3 separate regions of the Homo sapiens genome follow, and all the other regions are linked to region 2. Evidence: chromatin contacts called from ENCODE Hi-C or POLR2A ChIA-PET data. All regions are on one chromosome and are shown on one strand. Each heading gives the region's core, a stretch centred on a gene start or an enhancer-like site at or near the end of the contact. The rest is flanking DNA. Distances are from core to core; before and after follow the strand shown.

The links. A loop is a pair of places that touch in the nucleus more often than their neighbours do. ChIA-PET counts read pairs that join two places held with the same protein, here RNA polymerase II (POLR2A). Pooled maps may share reads with other maps.
Region 1: a loop to region 2 is called in a pooled map, with 4 times the contacts of the local background. The contact joins the promoter of CHAC2 here to the enhancer-like site in region 2. A Hi-C loop is called at or near these places in 3 of 37 single-sample maps with no recorded cell type and 8 of 50 pooled maps. POLR2A ChIA-PET finds 5 or more read pairs at or near these places in 1 of 52 experiments (activated T-cell).
Region 3: a loop to region 2 is called in a pooled map, with 6 times the contacts of the local background. The contact joins two enhancer-like sites. A Hi-C loop is called at or near these places in 4 of 50 pooled maps. POLR2A ChIA-PET finds 5 or more read pairs at or near these places in 2 of 52 experiments (CD8-positive, alpha-beta memory T cell and activated naive CD8-positive, alpha-beta T cell).

What each region holds. Positions count from the first base shown.
Region 1 is chr2:53,766,296-53,769,215 of GRCh38, forward strand. CHAC2 (ChaC glutathione specific gamma-glutamylcyclotransferase 2) reads left to right here and starts at 1,509. Exons shown (of 3, transcript NM_001008708.4): 1 at 1,509-1,726. The coding sequence starts at 1,592. The region is part of intron 1 of ASB3 (ankyrin repeat and SOCS box containing 3); the gene reads right to left. All of the region lies in intron 1 of GPR75-ASB3 (GPR75-ASB3 readthrough), which reads right to left. RefSeq lists enhancers at 1,481-1,830, 1,851-2,040.
Region 2 is chr2:54,573,202-54,575,940 of GRCh38, forward strand. The region is part of intron 2 of SPTBN1 (spectrin beta, non-erythrocytic 1); the gene reads left to right. Among named protein-coding and RNA genes, the nearest start is that of SPTBN1-AS1, 16 kb to the left of the region's middle. RefSeq lists silencers at 1,297-1,456, 1,527-1,586. Within about 2 kb of position 1,395, at least 22 of the 41 ENCODE cell types and tissues checked have a DNase peak (open chromatin) inside an H3K27ac peak, as active enhancers do.
Region 3 is chr2:53,993,524-53,996,298 of GRCh38, forward strand. It overlaps a transcript of ACYP2 not described here. Among named protein-coding and RNA genes, the nearest start is that of PSME4, 24 kb to the left of the region's middle. Within about 2 kb of position 1,373, at least 5 of the 41 ENCODE cell types and tissues checked have a DNase peak (open chromatin) inside an H3K27ac peak, as active enhancers do.

The sequences.
Region 1 (2,920 bases), core at 259-2,758, 810 kb before region 2:
CACTTCAAGTTCCCCTCCAGTCAGAGTCCAGTATAGCTCTCATGTGACTCTCTCGAAGACACAATTTCTTGTTAGTGACTCTATGAAGCAGTTTGGATATGGAATACTTATTTGATTACATAACTATTGTTAATTTTCTCAGATGTGATAATGGCATCACAGTTATTAGGAGAATGCCCTTATTCTTTTTTTTTAGGGAACTTGTTCTAGGATGAATGTCCTTATTCTTATGAGACACATGTAGAGTATGTGGCAGTAAAATGTCATAACACAAGCAACTTCAAATGTTCTCCATTTAAAAGTATAAATAAAGTAAAAAGGAAGTACAGCAACTGTGCAAAATGGTAATTACTGGATCTAGATGAAAGGTATTGGTCATTACACTCTTTTTATCTGAGTTTTCTGTGTATTCAAAATTTTTCAAAAAAGAAGGGTTAGCAACCATATCAGGCAATTTGAAACCACAACTTAGAGAAAATAGGAAAAGACTTGCTTTTTTTTTTGTTTGTTTGTCTGGTAGCAGCTTCCTGCTGATTTCTTTATAAGAAAACAAATAATACCCCTTGAATCTGAGTGTTTTAGCATTCAAGATCATGGTATAAAAATCTTCAAGAAAGAACAATCACTTGGTAAGGTTTCTGTTTTCACACACAGAGACACAGCCATGATAGTCCAAGCGAATTTCCTAAACAATATTTTGCAGCAAGAGCTCTAATGAGCAGATCTTCAAAAAATTTTAGGATCCTTGACCCCTTGGAGAAACTCATGAAAGCTGTAGTTTCCCCCTAGAAAAGTGTACACCCCAAATTTTGTATACAAATTCAGGTTCCCCAGCTCGTTTCCAAAGCCTTTACAGGGGCCCCAAGTTAAGAACATTTGCCTGCTCTTTTGTGAACAAGCCAATGATAATACTAAAGATGAATAAATTTGTGTAAAATTTAAATATATAAACAATTCCCATTGAAATGACAGCTACTCTTTCACAAGCGTAAACTTCTATTGTAAACTTTCTGCTTTTATTTGAAAGGCAAAAGACTTTTTTTTCAGGACATAAAATCAAATATGAATTACATTCCTCTGGCTGCTGTTATATAGGCAAAAATCTAATTTCCAAAGCAGAACAAAACGTGTTTCTAGGTGCTTTGCTACCTGCGGTGCTGGTACACCGCCTCCGTATCTGGACACGAGTGACGACTCCTGCTCTTTTCTCCTTCCTCGGCCCCGTTAGAAATAAGCCCAGTTCCAATTTCAGAGCCAAATAGCTCCAAAAAGCATTGTGGGTATTGTAGTTTTCTGCACACGGGCACTAAAGGTAGGTTAGGGTGATTTACGGATGCTGCAAAAGAATCCATTGCTTACTACACCGAAGGTCAATGCCTCTTGACACCCTAATCAAGGAAATAAAATAAAGCTGACTGAGATCCGCTCGGAAAATCTTTCTGGATCTAAACTCCCAGTGCGCTTTGCGCCCCAAGTGGCCATCGCGCCTGCGCCCCGCGCGGCCGGTTACTCGCTTACCGGAGGCTTCAGTCCCCGGCGGCGCGGCGACAGCTAGGGTTCACGGCCACTGGGGCAGAGGAGCCGCGAGAAGATGTGGGTTTTTGGTTACGGGTCCCTGATCTGGAAGGTGGATTTCCCCTATCAGGACAAGCTGGTCGGATACATCACCAACTACAGCAGGCGCTTCTGGCAGGGCAGCACGGACCACCGCGGGGTCCCCGGCAAGGTGAGGCGCCGGTCAGCTCCCCACACTTACTGCCCCCTGACCCCTGCTCCCCAACTCCACACACAGCACCCACACCCTAGAGAACCACACCTTAGCGCTTCATGGGGCCAAAGCACATGGCTTGGGGTAACATTTCTGTAGATTTTCCCTGCCACCTGCCCGCCATCTCTAACCCAGCCCGGGCACTCCTTCCGAAGCTGCTTAAGATGCCGGTGGTTAGTCTCTAGAGACGGCGAGAAGCGCGGGCACAGGCGCACGAGCTCGCACCAGGCTGAGTGCGGAGATGGGGACTCCATCTCTCTGCAACCTCTGCCAAAAGAAAAAAAGTCCCATTGGCGGGAAGATGAATGCTCATGTCACCACAGAGTTGAAATAGTAAATCAAGTTGCAAATTCAGCTTTTTAGCAATTAAATTTGTTGGCATTTCTGCATTCTAGCCGACTTTCATGAGCTTGCGATTAAACGTGCATGTTACTTCTAGGATTTCTTTACATCTTTCAAAAGTTTTATTTTCTGACACACAGGATTGCAGAATGAGTTTCCAAAATTTTCGCTGGTTATTAAGGAACTCACTTTGGTTTTCAGTACTAGTGAAGTTAAATGAAGTTCTGGTTATATGAATAACATAGTACCAAACTCATTACTATATCCAGCATTATTTTAATGTTACTTTCTTGATGGTTCTCATAATTATAATATGAAATGTAAGTTCATTGATTCACTTTTCAGTCAGTCCTACAAAGACATTAATCTCAATATATGTATAGAGAATTAGCAGCAGCTCACTGCTTATGCAAATCAGCTTTGTACTGGCTACAAAACAACTAATCCATAAAGAAAACTAAGATTGAGGTAACTAATAATTTGGAAATTGGTCAATGGAAAGTGGAAAAGATCAAGGCGCTAAAGTAGTTTGCACCTGCTCATAAGAGAGACATGGGATTAAAATCACGAAAAGAACCTGAATTAGAAACCATTCTATCTCAACTAGAGTTGGTCAGTTAAGAACTTGGCTTTTAAGTAGACTATACTGGCCTATTGGGATGTTGGACACAGTGACCTGAAAAGGGGCAATGGCTTAGGATAAATGCACATTTACAGATCAACAGAAATGTCATGGCCAAAGTATCTCCAAGAATGTTCTAGAACAATATTCAAGACATTAAAGAACTAAGCTAAATTAAATGGCTTCTG
Region 2 (2,739 bases), core at 145-2,644:
GTCACTTAGTAAAGCGGTCCCCAGCCTTTTTGGCACCAGGGACTGGTTTTGTAGAAGACAATTTTTCCACAGATAGGGTGGAGGAAATGGGGAGTTGGTTTCGTGATGAAACTCTTCCACCTCAGATCATCAGGCATTAGATTCTTATTAAGGAGTGGTAACCTAGATCCTTTGCATGCACAGTTCATGATAGGGTTTGGCTCCTGTGAGAATGCTGCTGCTGATCTGACAGGAGGCAGAGCTCAGGCAGTAATGCTTCCCATCCACCACTCACCTCCTGCTGTGTGGCCGGTTCCTAATAGGTCACGGGCCAGGACCAATACCGGTCTGTGACCTGGGGGTTGGGGACCCCTGACTCGGTGATTCAGCAGTTGATTTGGGATCCTCTGTCTTTGTTCCTCCTCCCTCAGCGGGAATTCACAGTGTAACTCATTTGCTAAGGTTTTCTGCGTTAGAAACAGAACTCCTTTTGGACTACTAGGAGACATGGTCATTAGAATAATTATGATTCTTAGTATGACTCAACCCCTTTTTAATATTCAGCCTTATGGAGGGCCTCTGCCTGCGGCTCTTTGCTCAGGCACTAGGGCCACAGGGGTGTAATTTCTATCTCTGCCCTCAGGAAGCTCACAAACAAGTCAAGAGACAGGAAAACGGATCCTGTTTTTCTAATGGGATTTGAATGGATGTATTTATGGGAGGGGGGTGCTTTGTACACCTGCAAAACAGAACACCAGCCCTCCCTTCTCCTCTGGGGTTGCTGTGAGAATCAGTTAGAATAATGTGCATGAACCCCGTATGGAAAATACAAACTCATAATTAAATCTAAGAAATTTTTGTGGGGGGACACAAATGTTGGGGTTGTCTTTGTTCTCAGGTCCCCTCAACTGGTCTAATGAAGGAAACAGACACCTTTCCAGTAACAATAGCCAACATTTATTGGACACTTATGTACCAGACTGTGCTATTTATGACATACATTATCTAATTTCACAATCAGAAGAATGCTAGAGATAGGGTCAGGCGTTATCTCTGTTTACAGATGAGGAAAGCAAGGCTTGGAGAGAATGCCATACAGTTATTAGTGTGGCGGAGCCGGCCTTTGCACCTGGCTGTTGACCACGCCCTAGCATTAAACCATTACCTCACACTGCTTCTCCGAGATAGTTATCTTCTTGGGATCATTTAGGTGTGGCAGGATCTGGAGGGAGCAGTTGGACCCAAGTCTCCTAGCAGCAGCCTACACGTTTCTTGAGTCTGTTTTGAAACAACTTCCTTAGCCCTAGCTGCGCAGAAAGCATCCTCCCCTCAGAGTGATGATTTTTATCATGTGGTTTCCTTCCTCCTGCCTTTGGAGGTCAGGTCTTCTCACCCAGGGTCAGAAAGCCCATCAGTTGCTGATAAGCTGCAGCACTTGAGTCACAGGGTGCAGGCCTGTGTTTAGAATGGGTCATGCTCATGTCAGGCACGTGGGGAATCAGTGATCCCATGAGAGCTCGATCAGTGCAGTCTGGTTTGGAATTGCAGGTCACACCCTTCCACCACTTTGCTCATGTGTCTACTGATGCCTGTGATGTAGTTAGTTAAACCACTGACTTCTTTCTCCTGCATCAAACATGACTTTTTGAAAAAGTGTGTGGGGGCTTTCCAGCATGAACCAGGCATAAACCAGGTACCTTCATGAACATATTATTTATCCCTTCAGTCACCCTGTGTGCTAGGTGGTATCATAACTGCTTTGTGGATTGAGGAACCTGAGGACCAGAAAGATGACTTGAGGTGGCAGCCTCATTTAGCCAGCAAGTAAGAAAATGGGTGATGGTGAACTTCTGCAGCAAGAGGGGGCCGTTTTCAACATTTCTGTGAATTCAAGGCGTGTGCTTCGTCTAAATAGGTGGAGACACGTAGGAAGGCATAGTGTATACATCCATCAGCACATGGGTAGATTTTGAGGTTTTTTTTGTTTTGTTTTAAATCCAGAGCGTTGTGTATTTGATCATTCTTGGAGATTCAGCCACATTCACAGGTGTTAAGTGTCACACCTAACCTAGCAATACAATACACAGCTGAAAGAAACCAGTCAGGTTTTCCCAATATCAATTTCTTTTTATTTTCTTTTCTGCAACTCCAGAGGATTCAATAATGTCAATTTCTGATAAAGCTTTTGCTATTGATGAGTAAATTCTTCCATTAAAAAGATAACAGTCTGCTAATTTGCTTATCATTGATGTTGCAAGAGCGTAACATTGGAGGGATGAGTAATGCATCTGCATATCTCGAAGGACAAAACTGACGTCCACCCACTTGTGGATACGGTATTTGGTAAAAGTAACTAAGGTAAAATTGCCTAAGGGCATTTAACTTGAGCCATAGCTTAAATTCAGGTGATATTGAGCGTTGACATATCAGGATTCTTTTGTACACAGAGACGTGGATGTAGACCCACTGGTAGCAATTGCAAAGGCTCTGGATTTTTAGCTGCTGGATGAAATACCTGCAGCTGAACATCTGTTATGATGCAATTAAGCAGTGACTCAGTGGCGTGAAGGCTCAGTTTCGATGTATCGGGAACTCCTTTGAATCTGTCCACAAACTTCTCAACCAAAAGGAGAGGAGAAATGTGTACAGACATTTGAGAGGCTGGGTCTCAACATGCCTCTGCCTAGGCAGTCATGGGAACCTGGTCTTTTCTCCTGAGACAGGAATTAACCTGTAGTACGAGAAACATGGTTGGATGAG
Region 3 (2,775 bases), core at 123-2,622, 580 kb before region 2:
CCCATCTCTACTAAAAATACAAAATTAGCTGGGTGTGGTGGTGGGCATCTGTAGTCTCAGCTCCTCGGGAGGCTGAGGCACAAGAATCGCTTGAACCTGGGAGGCAGAGGATGCAGTAAGCCAAGATCATGCCACTGCACTCCAGCCTGAGCGACAGAGTGAGGGAAAAAAAAGGATGAAAAAAAAAAAGATTTGGGAATCAAAAGATAAGCTATTTCTGGTAGTCTCTATTTTCCCGGAGAAGTAGGCAACACCCTCAGTTGGGAGTAGAGGGTTGTGGAAAAGACGTGGAAGTTCAGAGAAAAAAAGTAGAAAGTTGAGAATTTGTAAAGTAAGGAAGAAAATAATTTGGGAAAGAGGATGTATAATATAGGAAACTGGGCCAGGCACGGTGGTTCACGCCTGTAATCCCAGCGCTTTGGGAGGCCGAGGAGGGTGGATCACCAGGTCAAGAAGTTGAGACCATCCTGGCTAACACAGTGAAACCCCGTCTCTACTAAAAATCGTACAAAATATTAGCCAGGCGGCTGGGCGTAGTGGCTCACGCCTGTAATCCCAGCACTTTGGGAGTCCAAGGCGGGCGGATCCCGAGGTCAGGAGATCGAGACCATCCTGGCTAACACGGTGAAAACCCTTCTCTACTAAAAATACAAAAAATTAGCTGGGCGTGGTGGCAGGCGCCTGTAGCCCCAGCTACTCGGAAGGCTGAGGCAGGAGAATGGCCTGAACCCAGGAGGCGGAGCTTGCAGTGAGCAGAGATCGCGCCCCTGCACTCTAGCCTGGGTAACAGAGCAAGACTCCGTCTCAAAAAAAAAAAAAAAAAAAAAAACGAAAAAAAACAAAATATTAGCCAGGCATGGTGGCACGTGCCTGTAGTCCCAGCTACTCGGGAGGCTGAGGCAGGAGAATCACTTGAACCCAGGAGGTGGAGGTTGCAGAGAACCAAGATTGCACCACTGCCCTCCAGCCTGGGTGACAGAGTAAGACTCAGAAAAAAAAAAAAAAAAAAGAGGAAACTGGCAGGAAAGAGGTCATGCTGGGGTGGACTATGAGAGGCAATAATTCGAAATTATATCGTGGAAATGCTTCAACCTCTACCAAGACCTACTTCAAAAGGAAAATCTTGTGTTGAGTAGCAGTTAAAAATGGAATAAGATATCAGACCTTCAACCAAATAGTTCTTAATAGCTCAAAACTACTATAGGATAGCAATTTTATTCCCAAATTATTCTAGAACTGAATATCTGAAACTCAGTGACCAAAAGCCAGTCAACCAATCTTCCACAGCCTAATACACACACATAAAATATACCTCTGGCATTACATTATAACTTCCCCCATCAAACAAAACAGGAAGAGTGGTTATGTTGGGCTGATAGTGTAAGATGGTCTGTCATGTAGCGTTTCCGTTATATTCTGAATTTGAGTTGGTATACCATGTGACAGTTCTTTATATATATGTTTTCAACACCGCTATGACAAGAGTGTCTTTCTGTTTTTGCGTCAGTGTCTCATGAAAAGAAGACATAAAGAATATTCAAAAGAAATTTTAAGAATCTTTGTTATCTGAAGGTCGTATCTTTAGTGCATGTTCTGTCTCTCATAGTTGCTAAACTCTAGCTGCAGCTCTTCTCTCAGAGAACTGCTCTGTCCTGCCCATCTATCCCATTATGACTTTCAGTTGTGAGATGAAGATATCTGTTTGAGAAAAAAAATTGGTTCCTCTAAATAGAGAAATGTCCAAATAGCTACTTTAGTCTCTTCTTTAATCTCAAGTTACATCAGAGAAAAGATTTCAGCATGTATAAAACATCCATATCTACAGTGACCTTGGTGTTTTTCTCAATGCATAAATCATCACATTTCTTCATTTTCTAGTGCATGAAATAATTAAACTTAAAATATCTTCTTTAATTCTAGACACAATTAATTCAATGCTATTATTTTTTATTTATTTATTTATTTTTTATTTATTTATTTATTTATTTATTTATTTTTGAGACAGAGTCTCTTTCTGTTGCCCAGGCTGGAATGTAGTGGCATGATCTCAGCTCACTGCAACCTCCGCCTCCTGGGTTCCAGGGATTTCCAGCTAATTTTTTTATTTTTAGTAGAGACAAGGTTTCATCATGTTGGCCAGGCTGGTCTCAAACTCCTGACCTCAAGTGATCTGTCTGCCTCGGCCTCCCAAAGTGCTAAGATTACAGGTGTGAGCCAGCTCGCCTGGCCTCAATACTATTAATTTTTTACTTATGTAAATTTTGTAGGGTGTAACTTCCCACATATTTCCAAAGCGTTTTTATATTTAACACTAAAGACCCACAATGGGCTGGGCACGGTCGTTCACGCCTATAATCCCAGCACGTGGGGAGGCCGAGGCGGGCGGATCACCTGAAATCAGGAGTTTGACACCAGCCTGGCCAACGTGGTGAAACCCTGTGTCTACCAAAATTACAAAAAATTAGCTGGGCTTGGTGGTGGATGTCTGTAATCCCAGCTACATGGGAGGCTGAGGCAGGAGAATTGCTTGAACCTGGGAGGTGGAGATGGCAGTCAGCCTAGATTGTGCCACTGCACTCCAGCCCGGGCAACAAGAGCGAAACTCTGTCCCCACCACCCAAAAAAAAAAAGACTCACAATGTACAAACGGCTATTCTAGGCATAGTTGGTTCTAAGAGAATAAGATTCCTTGATAGATACATCCAGCTTTTCTATTTAGAGTTGTGTAGTTTTGGGTCCTTCAGGAAGCAGACACTGAAATAAAGTTGGAAGTGC